Regions from separate parts of the Homo sapiens genome. Here all the other regions are linked to region 1. Evidence: chromatin contacts called from ENCODE Hi-C or POLR2A ChIA-PET data. All regions are on one chromosome and are shown on one strand. Each heading gives the region's core, a stretch centred on a gene start or an enhancer-like site at or near the end of the contact. The rest is flanking DNA. Distances are from core to core; before and after follow the strand shown.

Region 1 (2,930 bases), core at 172-2,671:
GTGCATCCCAGGGTTTTATTTTAAGGAATTAAGTACCTTTATGTTTAATTTCCATTAACACTTTCGTTAACATGGATGACATTTAAAACAAGTGAAACAAAGACTAGGCAGCTTCCTAGGGACTCGCAGGGGTTATCTTTTGTGTCTATAGCATTCTCTTGCTCAGGGCAGTTACATGTTATTAGTGAAAGTTGTGACAGTAGGGGAGGCAGCTAACTCTTCAGGTTAAAAGGGGTTTTCTATGCCCAGTACTCAAAATCTAACAAACCCATTCCACGTGATACTGCTGTCACCCTATTACAACCTGTGACATGCATTTATTCGTCACTGTCCTAAACACTGTTGGTCAGTTGGTTTGTTGTTTGGTTTAAAGACAACAGCCCCTGAGCTCTATTAAATGGAACAAGTTCGAGAGACATTCCTAAATGTCCAGACAACTCCACAGCGCGCATTTCTCTCCAGCAGCGGGAAGATTCAGAGACCTCGAGACTGAACACCCAAATCTCGCTTTCCAGGACCCGAAGTACCGAACAATAGGTCCCAAGGTAACTGTCCCACTTCCCTTTAGGTTGGATACGTTAAACAATACCAGGGCACAGTCTAACGTTTCACCAATTTCCAAAGCTAAATTACTGACTAAACGCCCAATATCCAAGCCTGTGCGCAAAAAATAACAAGTGGCCCAAGCAGCCGCGCAGCCCCTTGCGCGGTGGGGGCCGAGGGGTCCCCTCGCCCGTCCCCCACGCGCGCGAAAGGGCGAGCACTAGTGGCGGAGGAGGGGAGAACCCATATTGTAGGCTTGAGAGAATCTACAAATGAACCCCCAGATCCTGAGGAAGAGGGGTCTCTTTCCTTTACGTCCTTGCCCTCCCCCGGGTCCCTAGCACTGTGCCCTCGATCCCCGCCTACAACGCACCCCACGCCAGCCCCGCTGGCAGCTGCATGGCTGGTGCCAGGAACGCGGCGGGGGCGCAGGCCGAGGGGAGCGGGCGCTGGGGGGGCCGGGGGCAGCGCGCTACTCACCAATGCGACTGAAACTCTCCGACAAAGTTCTCCGCAACTTCTTCATCTTGCCGATCTTCTCGGCCGGCTGCGGCTCAATGAGGTCACACATCTGGGCGACGCGGAGCCCCGACAACTTCCCCAAACTGGTCCAGGCACAGCTCAGACAACGGCGAGGGCGCGCGCCGCGGGGAAAGCGGCGCCTCCTCCTCCACCACCTCCTCGGCGGGCCGGGAAGCGACGCGCAGGTCTAGGGAGGCGAGCAGCAGGCAGGCGGAGGACGGCAGGCTCCGCTCCGGCCTGGGCCGCAGCTGGGCGGGCGGGGGCGGTTTACGTGGTGCCGGGGGCGGCCGCGCTCGCCGCCGCCGTGGTGGCCCCGCGCCGCGCCGCCGCCGCCCGGCTCATTTTCCCTCCTTTGTAACGGAGAGAAGCGCGGCCGGCAGGGGGAGTGGTGCGGCCGAAGGAGGAGGCGGGGCGGGCCGGGTACAAGGTGCGGGAGTCGCCTGGCGCCGAGTGCGCGGGGCGAGGGCGAGTGGGCCGGCGGGAGAAGTTCTCAGCCCAGAGTTGCGGGCGCAGCGCAGAAGGAGCCGCGGCGCGGAACCGCCAGCCTGACAGCTCCTGCTGCCCTCCTGCTGCCGCCGCCACGCCCCTCCCTCGACGAAGGCCCCTGGGCGCGGGATCCTAGCACGACCTCGGCTCCCCGCTCGCCTCCCGCGTCCTCCGCGGCCCTCTGTGTCTGGCTCGCGCCCCGGCGGCGCCCCCTCCCGGCCGCGCCCCTCCCGGCCGCCCCCGCGCTCCTCCCCCGCCCCGCCCGCGCGCGGGAGGATCACGAAGGGACCGGGGTGGGAGCGGGCAGCGTCTGGGGACAGCGTGTTGGGCTGTGGGGAGGTTACCGAAAGGAAACGGGCCGAGTCCAGTTGTTTGAGCGGTTTTCTCCTTCCACGAGCGTGTGTGAAAAAGCGCGGAGTTCGGTGGAGGGCAGCTGCCAGGACTGCCTCCTGGACTGGGTGCGGTAAGGCCTTAGGGATGCATTCAGATGTAGGGTGCCTTATTTTGGGCCGAGAAAGCTGTCAAGTGAAAGATCCAAGGGGAAAGGTGGGCCTGGATTTTTTTGTTGTTGTTTGCGGTGGGTTTTTTGTTTGTTTTGAGGTCAAGTGCAGAAGCAGCGGAAGCTTCAACTGTAACCCTCCAGAAGGCAGGGATCATGCTGTTTCCCTCATCCTTGTCTCTGATCTTGGTGACACATGTAGGTGATTTCTGATAGGAATACCCAGTTCTGCAGTAAATAGCAGACACAGCCCTTGGTCTTTTTCTATTAAATTCTTAGAATATATTTCTGAATTGGGAGATTTAAAGGCTAAACAGATTCCGACCTCCTTTTCCCCCACCTCAAAAACAGAACTTTAAAAAGGAGTGGGGGAGGTGTTTATAAAATCCCAGGACAAACAGTTCCAGCAGCGAACACACATCGTCTTCATTCTGAAAAAACCTGGTGCGGCGTGAGTTCCAAACGTCAGTCTCCCAGGGGAGAGAGAAGGAAGGTGGGGGAGGGCTTGATTGTGTTGATCTGAGGCCAGCAAACTCCTTATGAATAGAAACGTTAGTAATCTTGAGTCATTTGGCTGTGTAAGTAATAAGAGCTTGTGAGGGTGTGACAATGCTGTTTGGCTTGTAGGAAATTTTGGGGAGTTTATGTTTTGTTAAAAGATTTTTATCTTAAAAACTAGCCCCCTGCCTTCCTTAAATTGTGAGGTAAAACAGTGATTTGTTCCGCCCTACACTGAGCACATTGTAGGATCTTGATAGATTGCGGATGATAAAAGACAGGAAGTCAAGCTAAGTGGGGAGCAGAGGGGGGCAAGGAATTCGCCAGGAAAGACCATATGAGTTAAAACGCAAAGCTGTTGGATCCTGGCTGCCATGTCTAG
Region 2 (2,930 bases), core at 144-2,643, 350 kb after region 1:
ATGCAAAATGCTGTTGCTCCGCAGGTTACTGCGTAAATGTCAGACCTCAGAGAGCTCAACTCTATTCCCCAGTCAACTGACCACTCCCAAGGAACTCTCCAAGGCTCCAGGATGTGAACGCAAGAGACAGGGTTCCTGACGCAGCCTGAGATTTGAGAAGCCTCAACAGGAATTCCCACAGTGGCCCCACACCATTAGTGTGAGGCAGGACAGGGTTCCTCCAGGAATTCGCGGCTTTTAAGGCACGATCAGGGCTCTCTGGGGGATCAATGGAATCCTAGTAGGAAACAAACAACTTGGGGTTTCTAAACACCTCCGCCTCGAATAGAGATCCAAGGGCCTCAAATGGAATTTCTCAACAGATCAACTTCCAAGAGTGAATTTTGTATTCATAACAAAAGCAAACCCAAAACCAAATACAGTACAAGCATAATAAAACAAATCAACTCTATTCTCTCCCGGTTCTCTCCGACCCAACGTGTAACAACCAGCTTCCAATTTCATATTTTAAAAATGCTTAATTTCTAATTTAACAGCGTTTTCCTCCCCTCTGGGTGCAGGCTTTAGTCGCAGCAAATTTAAGCATGGGAAAATTTACATCTATATCAAGAACATCACTCGGTAACAGGGATCTACGTATTAAAAAGTTCAGTTCAAACTGATCAGGTCATCAAATCAAGATTTTGCTAAGAATGATTCCTTTCCTCCCTGTAGCTCTATGACCACTTTTCGAAGAAGCGCGGCAAAACCCCGCCTACTCAGTTTGCTAGGACCCTCCAGGAGGACCACACAGCGCTGGTCCCCAGACAGGATGGTTGACAACAGCCAGCCCCTCGCAACCGGTGCAGTTCGCAGGGGGTGGGGGATCAGGATTAGCTCTGCGCTTGGAATCTCCATCCCGCGGCTTCCCCCATCTTCACTCCTGTCCCCAGTTCCACCCTTGCCACCCCCAGGTCTGGACCCCGTCTCGAGACTTCACTCCCACCCCCTCCACCTCTGAAAGCACAGACACCTGCTCATACCTGCGCCTCATCGTCCTCCGTCACCACCCCAACCACCGGGATTTGACTGGAACTGCTAGACTTGTTCCTGATGCCGGATTCCTGGGCCTCGGCGGTCGCCCCGGCTTCCTCTGTCCACATGGCCGGTGGCGGCGGGGTGGAGAGTGGGGGGATCTTCCTGTCCTACAGTGCGCCCGCAGCCGCTGGGCCCAAAGAGGCCCCGCCACCGAGAAGGGAAGGCAGCCTGAGAGTCGCTAGAGTCGCGAAAGGTCCCAAAATTCCGCCAGGGGCCTAGGCCACCGCCATACAGTCCGCTTAGCGCCGCTGCCGCCCCCCAGTTGACCCAGACCTCTGATCCCGGGCCGGTTGTTAACACAAGCCAGCGCGTTGCTAGGGGGCGGGGCCAGAGGCTACGGAAAGCCGGAGAGCCAAACCACCCCAAAGCCTAATTGCACTCCGCGCCCGGCAGGGCGAGTTTGCAGGCTTGCGGTAAGGAGCCTGCAGGATGCACCTCGGTAGGTAGCGGGGAGTGGTGCCTTAGGCTCCCGGTGTGTTTCGGTCTTCATAGTCTTGCTTCAAACAGGCATGAGTGGGTGGAGGGGTGAGGGATGTCTATGGGATACGTTAGGCGTGATACGATGGACGGATAGTGTTGAAAGCGTTTCTCTCACCCCAGGGAAGTGACCAGTCTCGCTTACATTCCCCAGCTTTTATCTGTACTTTAGTGGCCCAACTGGACAGTTAAATAAACAAACATAAAAGGTATTGTACAGAATGTTAAAAGGCTTTTGAGTCAGTTTATTGAATCTAGAGCGAGTTATCCCTTGAAGTCTCACTTTTCTCATCTGTAAAATAGGACTGTTGTGAGGATTGAATGAGATGACAGTGTTTGTTAAGTGGTGCTTGGCACAGCATCCCGTATGGTCAAGATTATCATTATCTTTATTACTGTTTGAGAACTAAAAATTAAATCCTAAGCCCCACAACCGACTGAACGGACCCCCTTTTGGCCAAGAGGACCCCCGATAAACCTTAAAAGCTGAATTCCTCGCCCTGACGGGACGGAAGGACGGACACGCCTCGCTATACCCCCCTACCTCCTCCCTTTTCACGTCCCCCTCACCCCTGGTTTTTTGAGACAGGGTCTCACTGTGTCCCCCAGGCTGGAGTGCAGTGGCAGGATCGTAGCTCTGCAACCTCCAACCTCTGGCTCAAACGATCCTCCCGCTTCAGCCTCGGGAATAGCTGGGAGTACAGGTGCACATGCCACCAAGCTCGGCTCCCCCTCCCTTTGAGGGCTTAGACTCAACAACTGACCAGCATTAATGTTAAAATGGAGATCAGAAGGCTAACAGAATGGACTCTGTGGCAATAACAAATTATAAGCAAGACCTAAGGCCATGCCAGGCAAGAGTTAAGTCACTCACACCTACACTTAAAGAATAACCTTTGTTTTAACTGCTGCAATGTTTTTATTTTTCTCTAGCTGTTAAATAAGAACTGCCCTCGACATAAGCAATATTGAAATAATTGCAGCTCATCCATGGCCAGATGTTGACTAACAAGACCCTCCTGTTCCACAAGTCATAACTGCAGGTTTGATTGGACAAGGGACCGATTCAGTAACTTTCCCCTGATAAAAGACCACCCACTATGGACTGGTTCTGGCAGGTTTACAGAGACTGAGCACTAGTACATTCATGTCTCTGCTTCTCCTTTTGATGTATAGGGACTGTAATGCATTTAAATGTTAAGTTTCCACTCCACAGTGAGCATGGGATGCATGTCACATGCATGTTTATTCAGCACCCCTCTTAGTGAAGATTCACAGCTCTTCTTACAATCTGTTGAATATGTCTGTTTAGCCAACTCATTCAGCATAAAGCTTCTGCTCCAACCCCACCTCCTTCAAAGTGCCTGTTGACTGTC
Region 3 (2,930 bases), core at 187-2,686, 330 kb before region 1:
TTCAAATCATACATTTTGGCAATCTATGCATTTTTTTTTACTGACAATTACAAGAATACTCCTTCATTTATGCATATTTCCACTTATATATGTTTACTCTTGAGATTTAAAGACTGGTCAAATGAACTTTGGTAACAATCTAATTAAGAAAAAAAAAACACTACCAAAATGTCCTAAAAAACAAGCTATTAATATAATGGTCTGTACACTGTTTTCTTATAAACTAATTTTACTGTTGAACAGAGCATCAAATCTCTAAAGACTTCAAGAAATCAATATGCCATTTTACATGTAGATTTCTGTGTTTCATGCTAATATAAAAAGTAATATTTGCAGCAAGAACTACCCTTAAGAGACAACAAACATTGAAATTGGACAGCAGTAGTAGTGTTCACTCTAGATGATAGCTTACTCTTCTTTAAAGTATACACTAAGGTGTAATTATGCATTTCTTCAGGACTAAATTTTCTTGTGATCCACAAAATTTCTTATCTCACAGGTCTCTGTGAATGAAAACATTTGGCAGAAACACTAAGCTGTTTATGAGGAATAAAAGTACACCAATGGATTCCTGCTTAGCAAACAAAATGTTCTGTCTCTTAAAGGAATTAACATGAAGTATAATTTTATTCTCAAAGCATGGCATGAATAATATAAATCTATCATAAAAACTGTTTACTACAAGAATGATTCCCTTTTATTAAATTATTCTCACTTCTTTTGCCAGGAAAGCTAAACTGAATAGCACTGTGATAGAGATACTTTAAAATCTGAGCTACAAACAACAAAAAGTTGTTAACATTGATATGTAAAGAACTATTTTTAAAATCGTCCCTTGCCCAGTAATTATACTTTAAAATAGTCAAATAACCATCACCATGAAATATGCAAGACAATGATTTAAAAATCAGTCCATTTAAAACAGGTTCCAGAGGTTCCAAGATGGCCGAATAGGAACAGCTCCAGTCTGCAGCTCCCAGCATGAGCAATGCAGAAGATGGGTGATTTCTGCATTTCCAACTGAGGTACCACGTTCATCTCATTGGGGCTTGTCAGACACTGGGTGCAGCCCACGGAGCAGGGTGGGGCATCGCCTCACCCAGGAAGTGCAAGGGGTCGGGGAATTCCCTTTCCTAGCAAAGAGAAGCCGTGACAGAAAATCGAGAAAATGGAAAATCGAGACACTCCCACCCTAATACAGTGCTGTTCCAATGGAATTAGCAAACGGCACACCAGGAGATTACATCCTGCGCCTGGCTCAGAGGGTCCCATGCCCACAGAGCCTTGCTCACTGCTGGCACAGCAGTCTGAGATCTAACTGCAAGACAGCAGCCAGGCTGAGGGAGGGGCGTCGCCATTGCTGAGGCTTGAGTAGGTAAACAAAGCAGCCAGGAAGCTCAAACTGGGTGGAACTCACTGCAGCTCAAGGAAGCCTGCCTGCCTCTGTACACTCCACCTCTGGGGGCAGCACATAGGTGAACAAAAGCCAGCAGAAACTTCTGCAGACTTAAACGTCCCTGTCTGACAGCTTTGAAGAGAGTAGTGGTTCTCCCAGCATGCAGCTGGAGATCTGAGAACGGACAGACTGCCTCCTCAAGTGGGTCCCTGACCCCCGAGTAGCCTAACTGGGAGACACCTCCCAGTAGGGTCCAACTGACACCTCATACAGCCAGGTACCCCTCTGAGATGAAGCTTCCAGAGGAAAGATCAGGGAGTAACATCTGCCGTTCTGCAATATTTGCTGTTCTGCAGCCTCCGCTGGTGATACCCAGGCAAACAGGGTCTGGAGTGGACCTCCAGCAAACTCCAACAGACCTGCAGCTGAGGGTCCTGACTGTTAGAAGGAAAACTAACAAACAGAAAGGACATCCACACCAAAACCCCATCTGTACGTCACCATCATCAAAGACCAAAGGTAGATAAAACCACACAGATGGGGAGAAACCAGGGCAGAAAAGCTGAAAATTCTAAAAATCAGAGCACCTCTTCTCCTCCAAAGGAACGCAGTTCATCGCCAGCAATGGAACAAAGCTGGACGGAGAATGACTTTGATGAGTTGAAAGAAGAAGGCTTCAGACGTTCGGTAATAACAAACTTCTCCGAGCTAAAGGAGGATGTTTAAACCCATCGCAAAGAAGCTAAAAACCTTGAAAAAAAGATTAGACGAATGGCTAACTAGAATAACCAGTGTAGAGAAGTCCTTAAATGAGCTGATGGAGCTGAAAACCATGGCATTAGAACTACGTGACACATGCACAAGCTTTAGTAGCCTATTTGATCAAGTGGAAGAAAGGGCATCAGTGATTGAAGATTGAATGAATAAAATGAAGCAAGAAGAGAAGTTTAGAGAAAAAAGAGTAAAAAGAAACGAACAAAGCCGCCAAGAAATATGGGACTATGTGAAAAGACCAAATCTACATCTGATTGGTATACCTGAAAGTGACGGGGGGAATGGAACCAAGTTGGAAAACAATCTGCAGGATATTAACCAGGAGAACTTCCCCAACCTAGCAAGGCAGGCCAACATTGAAATTCAGGAAATACAGAGAATGCCACAAAGATACTCCTCGAGAAGAGCAACTCCAAGACACGTAATTGTCAGATTCACCAGGATTCAAACTCAGGCATGTGGCTGCAGAATCGGCACCCTACCCATATTTTACCTTTTATATATATTTATATTTATATATGTACTTTAGTACTTCTGTTACACCACCACTTGCACTACAGCTGTGTACTGTCTATTTCCAAACTTTGTGTGACATTGTGATTTAGTAAGAAATATTTATTTGGTCTTCATCCCAGGTCTTCATCCTGGCACAGAGTTCCTAAAATCCTTATAATTTTCTGAGTAACAGGGGTGATAAGAGCATCTTTTGTTATAATATTTGGTCTTAGTCCTCAGTTCCTGACACAGAGCTCCTAAGACC

What was found. A loop is a pair of places that touch in the nucleus more often than their neighbours do. ChIA-PET counts read pairs that join two places held with the same protein, here RNA polymerase II (POLR2A). Pooled maps may share reads with other maps.
Region 2: a loop to region 1 is called in a map of B cell, with 4 times the contacts of the local background. The contact joins the promoter of CFAP69 here to the promoter of CDK14 in region 1. A Hi-C loop is called at or near these places in 1 of 168 maps with a recorded cell type or tissue (B cell), 8 of 37 single-sample maps with no recorded cell type and 11 of 50 pooled maps. POLR2A ChIA-PET finds 5 or more read pairs at or near these places in 1 of 52 experiments (MCF 10A).
Region 3: a loop to region 1 is called in a map of OCI-LY7, with 2.1 times the contacts of the local background. The contact joins the enhancer-like site here to the promoter of CDK14 in region 1. A Hi-C loop is called at or near these places in 3 of 168 maps with a recorded cell type or tissue (Caco-2, OCI-LY7 and left ventricle myocardium inferior), 10 of 37 single-sample maps with no recorded cell type and 5 of 50 pooled maps.

The regions. Positions count from the first base shown.
Region 1 is chr7:90,594,812-90,597,741 of GRCh38, reverse strand. CDK14 (cyclin dependent kinase 14) reads right to left here and starts at 1,421. Exons shown (of 15, transcript NM_001287135.2): 1 at 1,024-1,421. The coding sequence starts at 1,114. RefSeq lists silencers at 784-833, 894-1,093, 1,284-1,593, 1,614-1,813.
Region 2 is chr7:90,243,637-90,246,566 of GRCh38, reverse strand. It overlaps CFAP69 (cilia and flagella associated protein 69), which reads right to left and starts at 1,393. Exons shown (of 23, transcript NM_001039706.3): 1 at 1,023-1,393. The coding sequence starts at 1,142. LOC107986819 (a long non-coding RNA gene) reads left to right here and starts at 1,436. Exons shown (of 2, transcript XR_007060423.1): 1 at 1,436-1,490; 2 at 2,488-2,930. RefSeq lists an enhancer at 16-528.
Region 3 is chr7:90,927,347-90,930,276 of GRCh38, reverse strand. The region is part of intron 8 of CDK14 (cyclin dependent kinase 14); the gene reads right to left. Among named protein-coding and RNA genes, the nearest start is that of CDK14, 330 kb to the right of the region's middle. Within about 2 kb of position 1,436, at least 2 of the 41 ENCODE cell types and tissues checked have a DNase peak (open chromatin) inside an H3K27ac peak, as active enhancers do; they include OCI-LY7, where a contact is called at or near this core.